2 separate regions of the Homo sapiens genome follow, and region 1 is linked to region 2. A link is a contact called in ENCODE Hi-C data. All regions are on one chromosome and are shown on one strand. Each heading gives the region's core, a stretch centred on a gene start or an enhancer-like site at or near the end of the contact. The rest is flanking DNA. Distances are from core to core; before and after follow the strand shown. Region 1 holds the start of BTG1 (BTG anti-proliferation factor 1). Region 2 holds the start of TMTC3 (transmembrane O-mannosyltransferase targeting cadherins 3).

The links. A loop is a pair of places that touch in the nucleus more often than their neighbours do. Pooled maps may share reads with other maps.
Region 1: a loop to region 2 is called in a map of ascending aorta, with 17 times the contacts of the local background. The contact joins the promoter of BTG1 here to the promoter of TMTC3 in region 2. A Hi-C loop is called at or near these places in 2 of 168 maps with a recorded cell type or tissue (ascending aorta and psoas muscle) and 10 of 50 pooled maps.

The regions. Positions count from the first base shown.
Region 1 is chr12:92,144,003-92,147,471 of GRCh38, forward strand. It overlaps BTG1 (BTG anti-proliferation factor 1), which reads right to left and starts at 1,844. Exons shown (of 2, transcript NM_001731.3): 1 at 1,386-1,844; 2 at 1-445. The coding sequence starts at 1,533. The coding sequence ends at 78. It overlaps BTG1-DT (BTG1 divergent transcript), which reads left to right and starts at 2,083. Exons shown (of 3, transcript NR_135036.1): 1 at 2,083-2,241; 2 at 2,660-2,760. RefSeq lists enhancers at 246-485, 506-555, 816-865, 825-1,361, 2,196-2,495 and a silencer at 1,286-1,605.
Region 2 is chr12:88,141,057-88,144,452 of GRCh38, forward strand. It overlaps TMTC3 (transmembrane O-mannosyltransferase targeting cadherins 3), which reads left to right and starts at 1,251. Exons shown (of 14, transcript NM_181783.4): 1 at 1,251-1,431. CEP290 (centrosomal protein 290) reads right to left here and starts at 1,032. Exons shown (of 54, transcript NM_025114.4): 1 at 844-1,032; 2 at 150-278. The coding sequence starts at 251. RefSeq lists enhancers at 872-1,311, 1,118-1,621.

The sequences.
Region 1 (3,469 bases), core at 594-3,093, 4.0 Mb after region 2:
ATCCCCAAGAGGAGCCCACCCAAAGCAAAAATCAAATTTATCCATCATCATCAGATGATCCATCCACAGACTATATCTTAACCTGATACAGTCATCATATTGTAGTTTTTGGAAGGGCTCGTTCTGCCCAAGAGAAGTTCCTCCTTACAGCTGATTCGGCTGTCTACCATTTGCACGTTGGTGCTGTTTTGAGTGCTACCTCCTGCTGGTGAGGCTTCATACAGCACACAGATGGAGCCATCCTCTCCAATTCTGTAGGACACTTCATAGGGGTCAACCCAGAGTGTGAGTTCACTTGGGAGAAGCCTGAACAGCTCCTGACTGCTCAGTCCAATCCGCTGTGCTGCCTGTCCAATCAGAGGATCCATTTTATGGTTGATGCGAATACAACGGTAACCCGATCCCTTGCATGGCTTTTCTGGGAACCAGTGATGTTTATAATGTTCTATAGAAGAAAAGAAGAACAGAGAAACAACGCTTAGGATCGTTAGCTCCCACTGCGGATTCCTCCTACCCCAGGCTCCTTTGAGGAGCGAAAATGAAAACTATCAACTTTTTAAAATGTCCAGGATTGCATCCGTTGTTGTGCATGTGCGGGGATGGAAAAAGCGGGCAGGGTTTTAGAAATAACACAGTAGTACCGGACAAAACAATCTCCAGGAACCAACCGGTTGAGCCGCCAAAACAGGAATCAGGCGCGCAGCCTCGGCCAGTCGGGAAGCCACTGGCACCTATGGCCAGGCGAGAAACTGTTTACTTTCTCCACCCCACCCCAGATGCACACAATGGAGTTGATGGCTTTGGAGATGAGAAGCGCCACCGGACTGTTAACCCCGAAGGGAAGAAAAACAAGCAACCCTAAACCACGCTCTGGGCAGGGCTGTTAATTGTGCCGGTGACAAATCCGATGATTAATGGGCAGGGGCAGGAGGCGCGGGGAGACGGCACGTCCGTTCTGAGCTGGCTCCGGGGCAGCGGCGCAGCTTCCCACCCCGGGGCTGGGCCGCCGACCACGCAACGGTTGGAGGGGGCTGAGGAAAGGGGACGTCGAACCCACCCCAGCCCCACGGCTCCTTTGTCCCCAAATCCGCCGACGGTCCTCGGACCGCAGCTCCCGCCTCGGTGGGCTTAAGTTTCTTTGTTGTGCGTGTTGTCTTCTCCTCTCCGTTTTGCCAGCTGGGGGGAAGGGGGCGCCCTCCGTCCAGCCCCTAAAGCCTCGCGGGGAACCGCTGTTAGCGGCCACCCAGCGCAACCACACCGGTCCCGCGGCGGGGCCCAAGCGCGACCGGCCCCGGGGCGCTGCCGAGGTTCCCGCAGCCCCGACGGCCGGACTCTGACCCAGGGATGTGGGGCCCGCGTCCCTCCGACGCCCTCGCCCTGCTCACCTGCCAGCAGCTCCTGCAGGCTCTGGCTGAAGGTCTGCAGCTGTCGCTCGCTCGTGAGCCCCTTGGTGCGGAGAAACTTGGAGATGAAGGACACGGCGGCGGCGATCTCGCCTATCATGGTGGCGGCCCGGGTGTAGAAGGGATGCATGGGGGCGGCGTGCGGGGGCGGCCCGGGGCGGCTGGGGCTCGGCGGCGCGGCCCCGACGGCGGAGCAGCCACCCCGGGCTTCCTCACCGGGCGGAAGGCTGAGAGGAAGAGAGGGCGTGAGGGGCGGACGACTACTTTTGTCTTTCTTTCTTTAGACTAAAAAAGTTATTTTCGAGACAGGAGGCGGCAGGAGAGAGGAAGAGACGAGCGATGGCGGCCTGGTCACATCGCTCGGACCTCCCCAGCTGCCTCCGCCTCCAGCTCCGCAGCATTCGAAGATCTCAATAGCTGCATTTCCAGCTCCGAGAGGCGAAGAGATGCAAGCGCCGTGCAGCACCCTTTATAGTGCCACGAAAAGGAAGTGGCGTAGCTGGAGCGTGATGGCCGACTCCAGCCAATCCGAATATCGCACCATTGTGACGCAAGCCGGTTCGGAGCCGAAAGGGGCGGGAAAAGAGTTCAGGAGGCGGGTCCAGAGATAGGGAAGAGAGGGAGGAGCTGACGTAATCCGCTTGTAAACAAATAAACCCGGAGTGGCGGCTGGAGACCCAGTTGCTTGTGTCGAGGGAGGGAGGGAGGGAACAGAGGGTGCGCGTGTGAAAGCTCCGCCCCCAGCCCTAGCTCCTCCTTCCCGCTTCAGCAGGTCCAGGCTCTGCGCCAGTGCATCCTTCTCCAAGAGTGCGCTGCCTGGGCCCGCTTGCCCTGGAGTGTAAGTGCTGGGTAAATAAGAACCGCCTGGCGCAGGCTGTGTCTACTCTTCACGCCGCCTTCTCAGATCGGGCTGCATGTCCCCACTCCGTGTTTACATCTCGTTCCCGCTCCGGGTCTCGGTGACTGGCTCCTCAAGCCGGAGACGCGTGTGGTGCGGCGCGATGCGGGCGCCAGCGCTGTGTGTGCTGGCGGTGCGCTGCCTTAGTGCGGGGGAAAGTGGAGGGAACGGTCCTGCGGGGCGTTCTGTCCAAGAAAAAGGACTGCAGCCTCGGGGAGCCAGGGTCCCCTCGCAGACGAGCTGCCAACGCCGCGGAGCCATTTCTGTTCCACCCTAGGGGAGGAGTAGGGGGATATCTTTTAAAAGTTTAATTGCAAAATAAGTAGGTTAGTAAGGCCATTTGTGGTTGCTGTTTCAGTAACTTCAGCAGTCAACGGAGAGAAGAGTGGAAACCTTACTGGATGCGGACAGGAGAGCCAGTTACTGAAAGCAGATATAACGCGGATCCTGTAAAGAGTGGTGTGTATCCAAAAAAAAAAAATCTGTACAATGTATTTTAAAACTTGTGTGCACAAAACTGAAGATTTTCTTTTTTACCTAGTCCAAATGCCGTCCTAGCCTGAGTCCTGCTCTTTATAAAAATAAAATAAAAAGAATTTGAAGCTTGTGAAAGTATTAAGTGTAGACATTCAAGTTTATTTGAAACCCTACCAAAAAAAAAAAAAAACAACCTTAAAAACCAGTGTAACAGGAAGGCGGGAGCCTGCTAAAACGATTAGGCCTAAGACAGGGTTAACCCCAACTCCATTAAGGAGAAGGGGGAAAAGAAAAAAAGAAAGATGAAGGGAGGCAGGCAGATGGAGAAAGCAAACAGGAGGCAGAAGTTGAACTCTACCAGATGGAAATAAATATCCCGACCTTAGTTGATCATCAATATTGCAAAACACACCACTTTGAGTGTTTTTTTTTTCTTTTTAATACTGAGCTAAAGGATATAGAAATGAAGCAAAAATAATGACATTATAAAACAGGAGAAAACGTTTTATTGTTTAAAAAATATGTAAAACTCGATTTGAAAAAATAACTTCTAGATTATTTTTTCATTAGTACACATAACTAAGTAGTTACATGTGAAAAAATTAAAGAGTGGTTTTTTTTTTTCTTATAGAACTTTTCAGATAGAACTCTGCTTAAAAATAGTAATTTCACTGGAGGCATGAAACCTCTT
Region 2 (3,396 bases), core at 1-2,500:
TTTTATATTTTATAACCTTCAAGCAAAATATAAGAACACTTCCAGATTGTGACAATTATAGTTGTCCCTGAAAAAAATAAATTCATATTTTATTAATAAATTAATCATAAGTTAATGTATATATCTATTATTATTGACCAATTAAGCACCTTGGATAAGGAAATCAATAAATTATCTGCCAGTTCTTCTTGACGGGGCAGGTCATCTGGGTCAACTTTCATTATTTCTTTCCAGTTTATATTAGGTGGCATCTTGAATTCTTTCACTGTGCTCCACCTCTGTAACAAAACAGGTGTATATTAGCATTTTCAAGGTACACAGTATTATTGGTTTTCTAGCACCTTACATTTTTTGCAGATTATTTCATTATAACTTTCTGATGTTAGCAAAACAGACAATTGGGCCACAAAATAGACAAGTGGGCAAAATAGCCTTGATCAAAAATAGCAGTCGGCACAAACTGTCAGAGTGTCCCGGCTAAATAAAATGTGACGGCTTCCTTGCTAACACTAATCTAAGTTAATACTTAAGATTTCTGGATCCCTTCCTCCACACCCCTACCCACAATGCGCGCGAACACCCTAATCCTGGCAAGCGCGAGGGTCTGTGGAAGGCCGACAATCATCCCTGATTTGGAGAAACAGAATTGGGGCTGAAAAAAAACGCAGAAATTAACATTTGGAATGAGTGAAGTTGTGCGGCGGAAACTGGAACCGAAGCAAGGCAGTATTAGGGACCCGAGGCTGGAAGGGCGGGGTAGCTATGCTGTGGCACACGGGCCCTCAGGCTAAAGAACCTGAGCGTGGAGTGACTCGCTAATCCTGCTTACAAGGATCCACCCACCTAGACCAAGCCTGGCAACCAGCGGAGGCCTCTCACTACCGCAACCACCAAGCTGGACCCGGCCGCGGGCCCTGACAGATCCCTATCGCGGTTCCACGCGGACTCTGGGTCCAGCCAAATGGTCCCGAGCAAGCCAAAGCGGCAGCGGCTGCTAGGCGACACCATCCCCAACTCCGCCAAGGCCAGAATAAGATCCCGGATGCCAGGAGAGCCTACAGTTCACGACCGTGGGTGATGCTTTACGTTTAGATTCTCCGCCGGAGTCCCAGAGCTCGGTGTTCAGGATGATGAGAAGGCGTGGAACGAGGACTTCAAATCCCAGAGTGCAGTTCTGCCTGAGGCTTCTGCATGCTGGGAACTGAAGTCCCTGAGAAGAGGAGGTAAGGCGCTCCCGGCATGCAACGCGTAAGACTGCGACGGTACCGGGGCGGCGGGGAAGGACCGAGAGGCGGGAGGAGCAGCGGCTCAGGCGCCTGCAAACTGGTGGCCTGAACGAGGTAGACCATGACTGTGGTTTCAGTGGCGTCACTCGCTGGGCTGCTCTTCCTGAGGTTTTCCTAAGCCATCCCCTGGCGGAACCGCCCCCAGGTGAGGTCGAGCTGTCGGTCAGCATATTGGGAGGAATTGAGGGGAGCAGTCCTGGGTTAGAGAAGCTTCTGCTATTGGGGCCGTAGGGCCTGGTCCCATTCTGAAAAAGTGGGAACACCCTGCCTTCTCTTCAGGCGTTTGCAAGCGGCGTCCAGGGTAGTGCCTTCTGTAAGAAGGAAAAAACAAAAAGTTTTAGCCTTGTTTAGTATCAGAATCTGTCTTGATAGTTAGAGTGAGAGCCGCGCAGCCGTGATCCTCGTTTGGGGGCGAGCGAAGAATTGACAAGAGGTCTCGGCATCCCGACCCCGCCCGCCTTACCTGTAGCACCATTCCTTTCGCGGATCGTGGGGCTTGATGGTTGTGGAGCTAGTATAAAGTCAAGGCTCTAGAGAGGAGAGGTTAGTACTTGTCCGGACCACTGCCGGGGGTGGAGAGAGAAGGGATCCAAGGACTCACCTGTACTATTGTTGCCACTTGCTTGGTTACCTAGGGTGCCCTTCCATGAAAGCGCCTTCTCTGGTGTTTACCACTCTTACTCGTGCAAGTTTTGCTCATCCTGCTCGTCTGCTCACAATCATGCTGGAGTATGATACATCTCTACCTAACTTTCCTAAGAAGCTGTAGACTTAAATCTAAATGACATTTCCAACTATCTGGACCAGTGCTTTGTCTTTTTTTTTTTTTAAACGCTGCTTTAAAAAAAAAATTACTGTACTTGACAGTAAATTTTCCTTTCGAAAATAAGTAATGAGTTTCTTTTTAAACCCCCAATTTGGGTAAAATAAGTAGCTCAGTACAAAATAAAAAGATACTGATTTTGTGAGATGAATTTTAAAGACATTAGTTAGATTTATAGGAATGACAATTTTACTACTTTTCTGAAAGATTATATGCCAAATACTATTCATTATCTTGTTTATTCTTCCTTACAATCCAGTGAAATAGGTGCTTACATTGTCCTCATTTTCCATCTGAGTTAAGAAACTGAGGCTTGGAGAAGCTAAGTAACTTAAATAGTGTGATTGAACACAGATCTCTCTGGCTGGAGGACATATTCTTAACTTCTATACACCTCCTCAGACATTCTGGGAAACCAATATTTGTGAAGTGCTTGTTCCTCAATCTTGCTATTTTTATTAAATGTTATATTTTAATTTTGTAAGTGTTTACTCAATAATTTGAATTAAACATTCTTCATGTTCAGTGTTCTTAATTCATAATTTAACATGGGATGGTGTTTCTGGAAAGGTGTTCTGATCTGGACCCCAGGAGAGGGCTCCTGGATCTCGCCAAGAAAGAATTGGAGGTGCATACACCCCCATTGGAGGTGGTAGACTAAGGATTGTTATAGTTATTTCTTGATTATATGCTAAACAAGGGGTGGGTTATTCATGAGTTTTCTGGGAAGAGGGTAGGCCATTCCTAGATCTGAGTGTTCCTCCCCTTTTTAGACTATATAGAGTAACTTCTTCACATTGCCATGGCATCTGTAAACTGTCATAGCACTGGTGGGAGTGTCTTTTAGGATGCTAATGCATTATAATTAGTGTATAATGAGCAGTGAGAACGAGCAGACGTCCCACCTTTCTCGCCATCTTGGATTTGGTGGGATTTGGCTGGCTTCTTTACTGCATGCTGTTTTATCAGCAAAGTCTTTATGATCAGTATCTTGTGCCCACCTCCTATCTCATCCTGTGACTTAGAATGACTGACAGACATCCTGAGAATGCAGCCCAGTAGGTCTCACCCTTATTTTACCCAGCCCCTATTCAAGATGGAGTTGTTGTGATTCAAATACCTCTGACAATGGTAGGAATGAAATTTAATAGTTACTGAGCACATGTTATGTCATACACTATGCTGACTACTGCGTGTTTGTTTTCATAATAGAAGTCTGTTTTCTCTAACACCTTTTCTTCTGTTTTTTTTTTCATTCGTTATAACTTATTTTTATGTATTCACTTA